Regions from separate parts of the Mus musculus genome. Here region 2 is linked to region 1. Evidence: chromatin contacts called from ENCODE Hi-C or POLR2A ChIA-PET data. All regions are on one chromosome and are shown on one strand. The core of a region is the stretch at or near the end of the contact, and the rest is flanking DNA. Distances in the headings are between cores, read along the strand shown.

Region 1 (6,735 bases), core at 3,455-5,954:
ACTCCATCACGGGGGAATGAGAATGGGGGGGAGAGCGCTGGGGCAAGTGGAGCTCCCGGAGAAGATGAGAGCACGTGCAGTGTGGCGGTCCTTTCGAAACCTCGGCCCCAGAGACTTTCGAGGCAACAGTCACTGGTGGAAAAATGTGATAGTGTAGCTCCTGGGGCTCTACAAGTGACAGAGCACGGGAAGGTTTCTGATCACATACAGTGGTTTAATAAACTTTCTCTAAATGAACCGAACAGAGGAAAAGTGAAGTCACCTCTTAAATTTCAGCGTACTCCTGTCCGTCAGTCCGTCAGAAGAATTAATTCTTTGTTGGAGTATGGCAGGCAGCCTGTGAGGCAGAAGTTGGCAATCTTTGGTGACGCAGCTTCTCCTCTCGTTAAATCAGTGAGCTGTGACAGTGCCCTTCCCTCTTGTGTACAAAACACATCAAAAGGTCCCACTGCTCCACTTATCACGTCAGGCCTCGAAGCACAGAAGTCTACGTCTTGTAATAAATCAAGTGTTGAGTTAACTTCTAAATCTTTCACAAAAATGAAGAGACATCCGGATCCTTTGAGTGCTTCTCTTGGGACTCCCAGACTTTGTAAGCAGGAGAACAAATCTAATGGCCACATTAAGTTTCCTTTGGATGATCTCACGAATCATGAGAGATTAAAATTTGTTGTAAATAACAATGTGGCCTTTTCTCCAGGGATGAAAAACAGAGTTGTTAGGAAACCATCAGAAAAAGAAAGGGTCTGGTACAAAGGGTCTCCTAAAAATCCTATTGGGAAGACTCAACTGCTACCAACGAGTAAGCCTGTCGACTTGTAACCGTCAAATGTGGCGTGCTCGTCATCAGTGTAAATAAAATTGCTGGGTCAGGTTGCAGAATGCTCAAGTGCTGGTGTGTAGATATGTCGGGCGGGCAGTTGCAGGATGCTTGTGTGCTGGTGTGTAGATACAGCGGGCGGGCAGTTGCAGGATGCTTGTGTGCTGGTGTGTAGATATGTCGGGCGGGCAGTTGCAGGATGCTTGTGTGCTGGTGTGTAGATATGGCGGGCGGGCAGTTGCAGGATGCTTGTGTGCTGGTGTGTAGATATGGCGGGCGGGCAGTTGCAGGATGCTTGTGTGCTGGTGTGTAGATACAGCGGGCGGGCAGTTGCAGGATGCTTGTGTGCTGGTGTGTAGATATGGCGGGCGGGCAGTTGCAGGATGCTTGTGTGCTGGTGTGTAGATATGTCGGGCGGGCAGTTGCAGGATGCTTGTGTGCTGGTGTGTAGATATGGCGGGCGGGCAGTTGCAGGATGCTTGTGTGCTGGTGTGTAGATACAGCGGGCGGGCAGTTGCAGGATGCTTGTGTGCTGGTGTGTAGATATGGCGGGCGGGCAGTTGCAGGATGCTTGTGTGCTGGTGTGTAGATATGTCGGGCGGGCAGTTGCAGGATGCTTGTGTGCTGGTGTGTAGATACAGCGGGCGGGCGGGCAGTTGCAGGATGCTTGTGTGCTGGTGTGTAGATCGGGGTGCTTGTTAAGTAGGGTCTGTCTGAAGTGGTCCCACTGTAGAGCAGTTTGGACTTTCATACTTGCACATGGGGCTACTTTGTTTTTCTTTATTACTGAAGCATTTACACATAACTTTATTGTGATTTCCTGAAGCAGGGGTTATAATAACTTTAGAAGATACTGTTGGCTAGGTTTATTTATATAAAAGGGACATGAGTTTTATTCTGCATGCTTGATCAGAAGAATACAGGAAGTTGTGCTTGTGCCTCTTGTTATTCCTTCACATCAGGAACATTGTTCACAGAAACTTCTAGTACATAAAGGGAATGATGAAGCCCTGCAAACCTTATGTCTTGAATTATTCATGTTTGTTGCCTTGACCCAAAACCAAGAAGTTAATTGGCCTCAGTGGTATGTGAACACTTTTGTTGGAGACAGAGGGATTTATTTGGTCAGCATCGCCTGTGGTTTCACTTGAATTTTGAATTAAAGACAGTGAATAAAGCATAATGACAACAAAGGTACTGCATACTTTATAATGTTGAGGTAAATGATTAATCGTAAGCCATACTTCATTTTTAAAGGTGATTTGGATCATATTTTGTCCAGTATGACAATGAAATTTTTAGGCAGGTATAGTTAAACTGGAAAATTTTAATCAAGTTGTTTTTTTCCTATGAAGATGGTTGATTTTAGAATTGAATTGTTAATGTACCTCTGTACATTTTACTTAGATAAATATCAGATAGTGTTATCATGTGTTTAAATGTTATTTATTTAGCATAGACATTAAAAATAGCTCCTGGGAAACGTCTTGTCTGCGTGTTGTATTTTAGATGTAAAACACTGCACACACTATCAGTGTGCGTTTGTGTGTGAAGAACTAACGTCAGGTTCTCAGGGTTACTTTGCAGGTTCTACGTGAAGCCTTGCGGTGATTAGATTTATTTTACATGTGTGTTGTCTTCATGTAAGTATGTATAACACACGTGTGCCTGTCCTCTAAGATGAGAACAGCAGTTGATATCCTGGATGGTTGTGAGCCACTGTGTTGGTTCTGGTAACCAAACCTGGGCCTTCTCTGTAGGATTGGAAACCAAACCTGAGTCCTTTACAAGAGCAACAAGTGCTTTTTAGCTGTAGTACAACCCTTCCACCCCCAAATTTCTGTTTTATTTCAAAAGTTCATTATATTTCCAATGTTCATTATCTAGTAAAACTCTCTAGTCTTAAACTTCATATTCATCTGATCAAAACAGACTAGCCATGCATTTTCAGTATGCCTGGAACAGGTTGTATGGATCTTATACCTAAAGTGGATAAGAGAAATATTTCAGATTTTGGAATATTACATAGGTTTTACTGATTGAAGTGCTTCCAAATGTGAAACATTTTGAGCTAAGTTTTCCTGTGTATTAAGAAAGCCTCCTATGATTTCAGTGGGTGTTTAATGCCTGAGCAGAGCATGGTGCAGATGCACTCAGAAGATAGAGGTGTGTGGTGGTGGTGGGGAATCTACAATTTAAGATTGAGGAATGAGTTGTTTAACTCTTTAAGATTCCACATTTCTTATTTGGGAGGTGAGAAAGTTTTAAAATGTGGTTTCATTTTTGTATTTCTTATCTTATTCAAAAATGAAGATTGTTGCTAATTTCATGGGCTAAAGGTCAGACAGTATATACATTTTTGCTTTCTGAAGTTAAAAGTGTACAGTAACTTCAAGAGTTATTCTCATTTTTTTAAGTGTAAGAAACTAGTATTTGGGTGTTCTCATAAATAAGCAGTAGATTTTAATACACAAAGCACTAAAGTTAGTGGGTTTCTGGGTTACATTCTACGGTCACTAAGAACTTACTGTAGGGTTTTGAGAAACAAGTATAGGATATATATGATTCATATTTTATTTTAAAAATACCAGGTTTTAGTCAAGTGTACTGGCACATGCCTGTAATCTTACCTATTCTGGAGGCTGAGGTATGTAGGCTCTTTTGAGATCAGCCATGGTAAGACCCATGCACTCCTCAAGCTTGCATGTGAACTGTTGCCCAGGGGCTCAAGCTGAATGCTTTGTTCCTAGCTAGTGGCACTGTAGCAGTTGTAGAACCATTAGGAGTAAGTGTGTCACTGGGGGACCTTGTATGCTCTGCTCTTTATCCTGACCCTCCATGAGCTCCCACCGTCATGTACTGAAATCTCAAAAGTTGTGAACCAAAATTTTATAAAAATGTCCTTTCCATCTGCATTTTGTCAGCAATAAAAGGTCTTCACACCCTGTCTAATAAGTACAACATGAATCGTACAGTTTTTGTATGTTTCTGTCAACTACACAGCCAGCAACCTATTTTTCCAATATTAAGTTGAATATAACTGAGCTATGTTGAAGTCAACTTGAGAGTAAACAGTATTCATTAGTAGTAGGTATTGTGTACCTGAATCCAGGAGAGTGTTTATTATCTTGACTGAAACAGAAAGCATCCAGGGAACCAAAGGCACTAGATGTCTGGCTTTTCACACAAACTTCTGGCTGACAAGTCTTCCAGCTTCTATTCATTACAGTAAAATGTCAGTGGGTTTGCTGCTTCTAGCTGCAGTAAGAAAAAAGAAAATCTGAATTCTAACCACATCCTGGAACTTGCTGTTTACCACAAGTTTCTTGATGAAGGCTTTGCAGCATTTGTACTGTTACTTTTAGGGCCAGGAATCTCCTAAGATCCTGGGTCCCACCGTTGGTATCACAAAATAGAAGTTCCAGGTCTGTTTAGGTAAGTTCTGCATGCCCCGAAAGTGTCCTGCACGTTCACCTCTTAGTGAACTTATGAAGCAATGCTCAGAGCCTCCGGGTCCCCTGGGGCCTTAAGGGAGGGTAGCACTGTCACCAGGGCTTAAGTGCGGGGGTAGGAAAGGAAAAGTACTAGAAGAGAGTATGAACATTCCAGCATGAAACCCATTTGTATGGTAATTCTAAAATCTAGAGGATGTCAATTAAAGATGCCATCTACTTGTGGCAATTGCTTGAGACTGATAAAGGAGGTAAATGACGTTCATAGGGGTCGATGGAGAAAGGGGGCACCCTAGAAACAGCCAAGAGACACAGAGACTGCTTCAGTTGGAGCTGAGCAACATTCCAGGCCTGAGACGCAGGCGCCTGCAATGCCTTCCAGGAATTCTGGGAAGGCCTCTTCCACCTGCTGTGGGCGGGGCCTGGGTGGACCGAGGTTTCGGAGGGAGGTGACGCAGGAGCTATCCAGCACGTCAGCTCCCTGTTTTGGCCTAGATTGCAAGAAGCTCGCCCGCGGCCACACGGTGAGTTCCGCAGTGATGCAGGTGATGCGGTCCGACTTGTCGTTCAGCTGAAAGCGGGAGTGCTTGGGTTCCTTGGGTGTGGGGGAGCATGCCCTTCAGAAACCCTAGCTGGGGTCAGACAAAGGATGGATGCGGGGATTACAGGGGGTGGTTATAAATAAGGGGTGGGGGTGGAGTTCCGAGAGCAGCGATTGGGTAGTTCATCCGTGGGCTAGCCAGTAAAGAAAACATCCTGTATTCGGAGTTCATGAAGAAAGATGGAGATGATGGAGCCTGGTGCCCGCATCCAGCCCTTTTATCACAGCGGTAGATTGTGCTGTTAAAATAGCGGTCCTTGGCTCTTTGAAGAGCATGGTTTTAATGTCTGTGAGTTGCAAGGAAAGGCCGTTAGCTGCAGACAGATAAAATGAAGTATTTGTTTTAGGGAAGATATTTGGCTTGTTCCCTACCTTTTTATTCCCTATTCCCGTGTGAATGCTCAAAAGGGTTTATCTGACTATGGCCTGAAGCACCCATCCTGAACGAGCAGCTGCCAGGGAAGCTGTGTGAAAACTGTTTCCTTGTTCAGCTTCCCGTGGCTTCTACGGACACCAACATGTAAGGCAGATTTATCCCCCACCATGTCACTGTCTTTCCTCTCCCTGCTGCTTCTGCCTCCGCAAACCTTAACTCCCAGAACCGCTTATTACCATCAAGGGGCTAGACGTGCAGGGGGCTTACTAGGTACCTGGCTTTGCTCCATGCTCCTTACATGATTTTGATCTTTATCTTCACAGTAACTCTATAAGATAGATTGTTGCTATCCTTGGTCTGTAGAAAAGGAGGCTGAGGAACTTGCCCAGGAAGACCTAGCTGGTATGCAGTCAAGCGTCTCATGTTGCTTGCTTCCCTCATCACAGAGCAGGATAGGAGTTGGCGTACCTCTCTGCTCGGGATCTTCACCTATTGCCTGCTGGTCTGCTAAGTTCAAACACCCTCGGCCACTACTCCAGACCTTTCTCTGGGATGTTTTTTGATTGTCTGTTTGTTTTTTACTGTTTGGGTCTCCCTAACTCCCTTTTGTTATTCCTTTCTTTCCTTAAACTAGGAGATCTTAAAAATTACCACCCTCCCTATCTCAAATCCAAAAGTGCTTAGATTGCAAGGATCACAGACCATAGATGTGAGAACATATTCCTGTCCTTAGAATCCTCAGGTGTCAAGTTAGAGGGACTAGTTTATCCTAGACTCTTCTGTCTTCTTATTTCCTTCACACAGCGGTTTCCTACCTGGCTTGGACACAAAGCAAACCTCTAGGAATTTTTCATTTGAGTCTCCTTTCAGGGTGGTCCTTCAGCCTCAACTTGTGAGTCATAGTTATATCACCCCAGTTGTGTTATGGTTGCCCATTTTGGCCAAGTTATATAACTTGGTCCTTTCTTCTGCAGGTTAAAAATGGCCTCAAGGCTGGTCTCTGCTATGCTATCTGGCCTTTTGTTTTGGTTGATGTTTGAGTGGAATCCAGCATTCGCTTATAGTCCACGGACCCCTGACCGGGTCTCAGAGACAGACATCCAGAGGCTGCTTCATGGGGTTATGGAGCAGCTGGGCATTGCCAGGCCACGCGTGGAGTACCCGGCTCACCAGGCCATGAATCTTGTTGGGCCACAGAGCATCGAAGGTATGCACTCTTCCAAACTGACAGTGTTTCTATTGTATTTCTGAGGGTTTTTGTTTTGTTTGGTTTGGCGTGTGTGGGGGTATTGTTTTCTTTTTTTACTGGTAGAATCTTATTTAGACCAGACTTTCACTGAACTTCCTATGTAGCCAAGGATTACCTGGAGCTCTAATCCTACTGCCTCCACCTCCCCAGTGCTAAGACGGGGAAACGTATGAGGTTCTGAGGAAGGAAGCTGGGGCTTCAGGCTAAGCAAGCACTCTGGGCTGAGCTGCATACCTG
Region 2 (6,390 bases), core at 973-3,472, 300 kb before region 1:
GAGGAGGAAACCGAAGGAGAATAACTTCAAGGTAATGTTCAGTTCTGCAGCTAAAACTCCTTATACCCTAGAAATGAAATCCAAAAGAGGACCACATACGTGCTGGGGAGAGGGGTTGCAGTGAATATTAACTTCAGTCTTAAATTCGTAGCATACTGATTACATATGACACTTCATCCCCATCCCTGCCGCAGAGCCAGCCACCCCAACTGTAGCACCTGCAGCTCCAGTGAACTTGGCAGCCGTGCCAATGTCCCTTGAAATGATGCTGTTTTGGAAGCTGTGACTAGGGATAAGTGAGGTCAGAGGCCACCGGGCCAAGCTGCTGAGGCCCTCATCTGTTGGCATCTGTGGTCTCTTCAGCTCCACTGCAGACAGCGGGTGGCTCAGCAGCTGAGAGGTGCTCCTGATCTGGGAGCAGGTAGAGATGAACTTGGAGCAGACATCCATTTTAAGGGGTGAGAGGCCAAGGCAGGAGAGCTGCTCCCAGGGGAGAAAGGACAGAGAGGCCACCCTGTTCTTTAGATAAGACTTTACACTGTCCCTCTAAATGATTTTCCTCAGGTATATTTATGGTTTGTTCCTCCACTTGACACAAGCAACTCAGTTTAGGTGTCACTTAAGAGAGCTCTGTTTCCAGGTTGTACAGGAGCTAGGCTGGTCTCACATTTACTTTTCAATAAATGACTCTCAGGCACATAACTGAAGTCTACAGAGTATTCCTCTCTTTGCCATTCTAATGACTGTCTCTGTTGTGAGTGATGTTGTGCTTAGTTACCTGGGACTTGTAGAGGTGAATAAGACGCAGTTGATACCTTAACTGTTAATCAAGAAAGAAATATAAATAGTTATCATCAAAGGTTAGCAAGTGCCAAACATGACTTTTTAAGGGAATTCAAGGAGGCGTTCAGGTCCTGGTGCAGCGAGCAGGAGCTGCCCGTGCTGTGTGTTTGCTGTTTCTGGCACACCTTGGTAGAATCCTCACTTGGTCCCATGCTGCAGTTGTATTTCCAGTTAGTGCAGCGGTTCTAGCCTGGATCTTCCAGTTCTTGCCTGGACCGTTGGGATGGCTACCTTTCTCTACTGTCTTCATAGTCCTGTTGATAGATATTTTCTAATTCTCTTGAATACTGATGCTTTTATTCTGCTACTTAGAACATTTCCGAAACTACCCATTAATGATTAAATAAATCAGAAATTCTTTGTTGCATTAAAGTAAAATGCCACCTTCCTCCTTGAAGCTTTTCCTCATATGAAGTCCATCCCCCACCACTCACATCTCCTGTGGTGGAGTCCTCTGAATTGTGTAAAATTCTTTACTAATCATCACATTCTGCTGCCTCTTGGCATGGTCTGTGCCTTCCTTCACCTCTACGTGGTTTATATAAGATTCCATCCATCCAGAGCTCTCCTCTTCCTCATCCGTGTTCTGTGGATGTGCTTGTCCGTCTGTCCATCACTCACCTATCCCTTACTTCTACTGTGCTAGGATACTGAGTTTTAAAAACATCGATTTGGTTGCTGGGTTCTTTGAGATTAGGCCTTTGAGATTCTCCTAGTTTACATGTTAGGATTTGTTACTTTATCAGAATGGTTTTTGAATATTCTAAAAAAAAATGTTCTCGGCTCTGTTAATTCCTTTTGGCAGAAATGTGCTAACTCCTGTAGAATCCTTTTATTGTAGTACCAGTTCTTCTCTATATTGTTTGACACTCTTATCAATGTGTTTGCTTGTTTATTTCTTTCTATCCATGCTGACTTTTATAAATTTATAAATTGTACTGCATTTCACCAAACAGCTATAGCTATACACTACGTATGCAGAGAGAAAAACTCGAGTTTATAAGGAAGCATTTGTATTTCAGGGCCTGTTTTGTAACTTTCTTTATCTTGTTTTTTGGTATTGGGTTGACATGGATCTTATTTTTATCCTGTTCAATAGGAGTCAAGCGGCAAGCTTATTTATGTCATTCTATCTAAACGAATTCTTCGTGGATAAACTGTGCTTACTAACTTAGTTCTTTTGTTTGACTCAGTCTATGGTATCAACTGAAAATATAGCTGTTGGTTCAGTCTTGCCAAGCACCTGTCAGCAGAAAGTAGCTTCTTGCCTTGAAACACATGGGCATTCCGGATTGGTGCCGTCAGCTCTGCATTCCAGGGAAGTGCCGGTGTCCGAGATGTCTACTGACGCGATACTCTTCTGTCTCTTTACTGCCAGGCTGTGTTGGAGACGATTCGGAATCTGATGAATACTGACTGCGTGGTACCGGACTGGCTGCATGACATCATTTTGGGCTATGGGGACCCAAGTAGTGCCCATTATTCAAAAATGCCCAATCAGATTGCCACCCTGGATTTCAATGACACTTTTCTCTCCATTGAACATTTAAAGGCCAGCTTTCCTGGTCATAATGTCAAAGTGACTGTGAGTGACCCAGCACTCCAAATCCCCCCTTTCAGGTAAAATCAGAATGGATCTGCTCTTAGGCTTAGTCTGTCTGTAGTAGAATCAGCACTGGTGACTAAGTGAGTTTTAAGCATTGTGTCTGGACTTCATTTTGGCAGTCCTTAGCTTTGCTGTAATAATCACTGGGATAAGACTATTATATTTGAATCTATTCCTGACTCTTATTGCAGAAGCTATTTTTAAGACTACATTAAAAGTAGCTTCATGTCTCAAAAGAGATCAGTAAGTGTCTGTGATTTGGAAAGAACTGTATAAATATAGTAGCTGACTAAGGAAATATGCCTGTACCTCTCACACGTAGTCTAGTGTGTTCCCTAACTACCACCATACAGGCATGTGAGGTTGAACTTCATTTTGATTTTAAGAAGCTAAAAGTTTTCTTTCAACTCTGCCTGCCTCATACAGGTTTTAAATACAGGTTGAGTGCCCTTTATTTAAAATGTTTGTTACCAGAGATATTGTAAGTTTGGAGTTTTTTTCAGATTTTGAAGTATTTCCACAGATATCACCAGTTGGATATTCCTAATCTGAAAGTCCGAAAGCCAAAATGTTCCAAAATTCAAAATGTTTTGAAAATTGAGTATCGCAAATGTTTAAGATTGTAGAGTATTTTCAATTTCACGTTTCAAATTGTGGATATGCAGTATGAATTCAAAACAGTTATGTTAATGTCAAGTGGCTTTAGCTCTTAAGTAGGAATAAAGTGAGGTGCATGGAGCCATTGGCTGCTTCCGGAGTTTGTTCATAAGCATCAGAAGCTGTATGCCAAGATGGCCTTGGGAGAGTTCAGATCTTACTTCTTTAGCTGGAAGCCAGAGCATGCACCTTCCACAGGACCTATTAAATACATGCAGTGACTCAGTATGCTTCCAACATAGTTTTCAGAATAGCCACACCTCGTCTTCCTCCTTTCATCTCTAAATTCTGTTTATTACAAAAGCACTCTTGTCTCCTGGGTTTTCTCTATCTGTATTCTCATAACTCTTCAGTAGCATAGACTGTTAAAAACAGTCTTTGTCCCTCCTAACTTCTGCTTCTCTAGGCCCTTAGATTTCTTTTGTTTGTTTGTTTGGTTGGTTTGGTTTTTTATTTAATCATTTATTTATTTTACACTCCAGATTTTATCCCCTCCCCCATCCACCCTCCAACTGTTCTACATCCCACACCTCCTCCCCACCCCCACCCCCACCCCTGTCTCCACAAGAATGTCCAACCCCCACCCAACCAGACCTCTAAACTCCCTGGGGCCTCCAGTCTTTCAAGGGTTAGGTGTATCATCTCTGATTGAACACAGACCCAGCAGTCCTCTGCTGCATGCGTGTTGGGGGCCTCATATCAGCTGGTGTATGCTGCCTGGTTGGTGGTCCAGTGTTTGAGAGATCTCAGGGGTCCAGGTTAATTGAGACTGCTGGTCCTCCTACAGGGTCCCCCTCCTCCTCAGCTTCTTCCAGCTTTTCCCTAATTCAATCACAGGGGTCAACAGCTTCTGTCCATTAGTTGGGTGCAAATATCTGCATTTGACTCTTTTCAGCTACTTATTGAGTCTTTCGTCAGAGTGTGGTCATGCTAAGTCCCTTTTTGTGAGCACTCCATAGCGTCGGTAGTACTGTCAGGCCTTGGGACCTCCCCTTGAGCTGGATCCCACTTTTGGGCCTGTCGCTGGACCTTTTTAGGTTTCTATGGTGGTATATTTTTTGAACTCTCAGATGCTTTTGCTAGATAGAGCCATTTACTCCCTAGCTTGAGAAGTGCATGCTTCTGCCTACAAGTAAGGGAACTTACTCGCCACTTTAGTTCTAGGCAGCTTTTGGCTCTGTCTATACTTTAAGAATGGGAAAGAAGATTGGGAAAAGTACACAGAATGAGAGTTAACTTTTTTTGGCTTAATTTTAGGAAATTTATTGAAAACATTAGCTTCTAACCCCAGACTAAGAACCTCTTGCCTGAATTGCCACACCCGACTTCAGAGTGTCTGTCTCTCCTTTTCTCAGTTGTCCTCTGTGTCTGGCTTGGCTGTTTGTATGTGGACTCTGCTGTTCCTTATTTCTTTGGGGAAGGCTTTTCTCTCTGGCTGTGTTCTTTGAAACCTGTCTCTTTAAGTCTTCTTACTAAATGAGCATGAATAAAGCACTTTACATTGCATATGACAGATACTTAATGTTTCTTTGATTTATCCATTAGTTGGATGACGTTTTCCCCCAGAGGGAAGACTTAACACCCATTTTAGTAATTGTAAATGTACTTTTATTTCAAAGTTTATATAGAGATAAATCACAAATATTTCTCATTCATCTGTTCGCCACACAACTTCATACACGAGATAGTAGTTCTTTCTTTTTTATTGAAAGCTAAATTTTTCTTGCAATTTGCTCTGCTCACATTCTCCCTTCCCTCATCTTCTATAGAGCCTCCCTACCCTTCCAGCTCTATGCCTCCTCTCTCCCTCTAACCCTCCCTTGAAAAAAACAAATGAAGAAAAAAGGAAAAAGCATGAAATACATGCACACACATATGTGCGTGCACATCTCATAAAATCACAAAATCAGAACCATATGTAAAAGCAAAAGACCAATAAGTTTAAAAAAAAAAAAGCCCAAAATAAAGCATTATGAGAAAAGAAATCCCCAGAATTATCATTGAATTTGTTTTGTAGAGACTATCCACTGCTGGGTGAGTCAGGTTTCCACCTATACCCAGTGGGACTCAGTTGGAGAAAACTGATTTTTCCTTTTGAAGTGGTTGACAATTGGGAGATAACTTGTAGGTTAGGGACGGGACCTCATGTCCATTCCCCTTCCCTGCTCCAGTACCCGATGTGGTCTGGTCCATTTCTTATTTTAAATATAAATGGGGGTTTTGCTTTTGTAGAATAACGTTCCCAGTAAGAAGTGGAAAGGGGAAGAAAAGAAAAGATGCAGACGGGGAAGAAGATGACACAGAAGAAGCAAAGACCTTAATTGTGGAGCCTCATGTTATTCCTAATAGAGGCCCTTATCCTTACAACCAGCCCAAACGGTAATGTGACTGCCTACAAACTTGGTTTTAAATTCTCTTAGTCTTTTAAAGCCTTGGGATGGCCTTTTTCCCTTTGGTTTATCAATTATCTGAATAGTTGGGAAACTTTAGGTTGCTCTCTAGCTGCATTCCAAAGGGAAATGTTTCCTGGCACTGAAAAGTCCACATTGCACAGCTACTGGCATGGCGCTCCTGGGTAACCGTGGCCTTTGTAAGAGTGTGTGGGACTACAGGGGCAGTGCATTTGGGACTAGAACTTCTGCTGGCCGCATAGGCCTAAAATATAGGCTAAGTGTATTGGGAACACTGCTCTCTCCATAAGCCTCATTCTGTGTTTGAGACGTGAATGGGAACCGCAGGGTGGATGTAGCAGAGGGCTGTGGAATGAGTACCCGTGGATGTTTGAGCTGGTCATGGCTATGTGGGTCTGCACTGGATGCCGTCTTACTGCATTTCTAACCGTCTTGTATTTAACTGTCTATTGCAGTAATACAATCCAGTTCACTCATACACAGATAGAGGCCATCCGGGCCGGAATGCAGCCTGGACTCACCATGGTAAGCAAAGCCAACTACTTTGTGGCTCTTTAAGTGATTGCAGCGTTGTGTGTATGAGGAGAGGGTGCTGCTCATCGCAGTGTTCAGACACCCAGTAAGCTGTGGCCATTGGTTATGCCACCTGTCCCCCTTTTGCTGTAGCCACAGAAGTATTTGCAGCAGATTTTTGGCCAGCAAAGTCTATAATGTTTACTCACTGACCCTCTACAGAGAAAGTTCTGCCTTGAGTGTGTTTAATTTCCAAGTTCATGGAAATGTTTCTCTTACTTTCAGTTGTTTTCTTGAGTCTAAATCTGTTAGAGTCCAAGACGATGTATATACTAAAGAGTACATATATGAAGATGTATA

Evidence for each region. A loop is a pair of places that touch in the nucleus more often than their neighbours do. ChIA-PET counts read pairs that join two places held with the same protein, here RNA polymerase II (POLR2A).
Region 2: a loop to region 1 is called in a map of T-helper 17 cell, with 2.6 times the contacts of the local background. The contact joins the enhancer-like site here to the promoter of Scg5 in region 1. A Hi-C loop is called at or near these places in 2 of 37 maps with a recorded cell type or tissue (both T-helper 17 cell). POLR2A ChIA-PET finds 5 or more read pairs at or near these places in 2 of 5 experiments (both embryonic stem cell).

The regions. Positions count from the first base shown.
Region 1 is chr2:113,827,060-113,833,794 of GRCm38, reverse strand. It overlaps Scg5 (secretogranin V), which reads left to right and starts at 4,704. Exons shown (of 6, transcript NM_009162.3): 1 at 4,704-4,796; 2 at 6,224-6,456. The coding sequence starts at 6,231. Arhgap11a (Rho GTPase activating protein 11A) reads left to right here. Exons shown (of 12, transcript NM_181416.3): 12 at 1-2,303. The coding sequence ends at 822.
Region 2 is chr2:114,126,608-114,132,997 of GRCm38, reverse strand. It overlaps Aqr (aquarius), which reads left to right. Exons shown (of 35, transcript NM_009702.3): 19 at 1-31; 20 at 2,222-2,463; 21 at 5,339-5,485; 22 at 5,973-6,042. Among named protein-coding and RNA genes, the nearest start is that of Mir7002, 21 kb to the left of the region's middle. Within about 2 kb of position 2,222, at least 1 of the 3 ENCODE cell types and tissues checked has a DNase peak (open chromatin) inside an H3K27ac peak, as active enhancers do.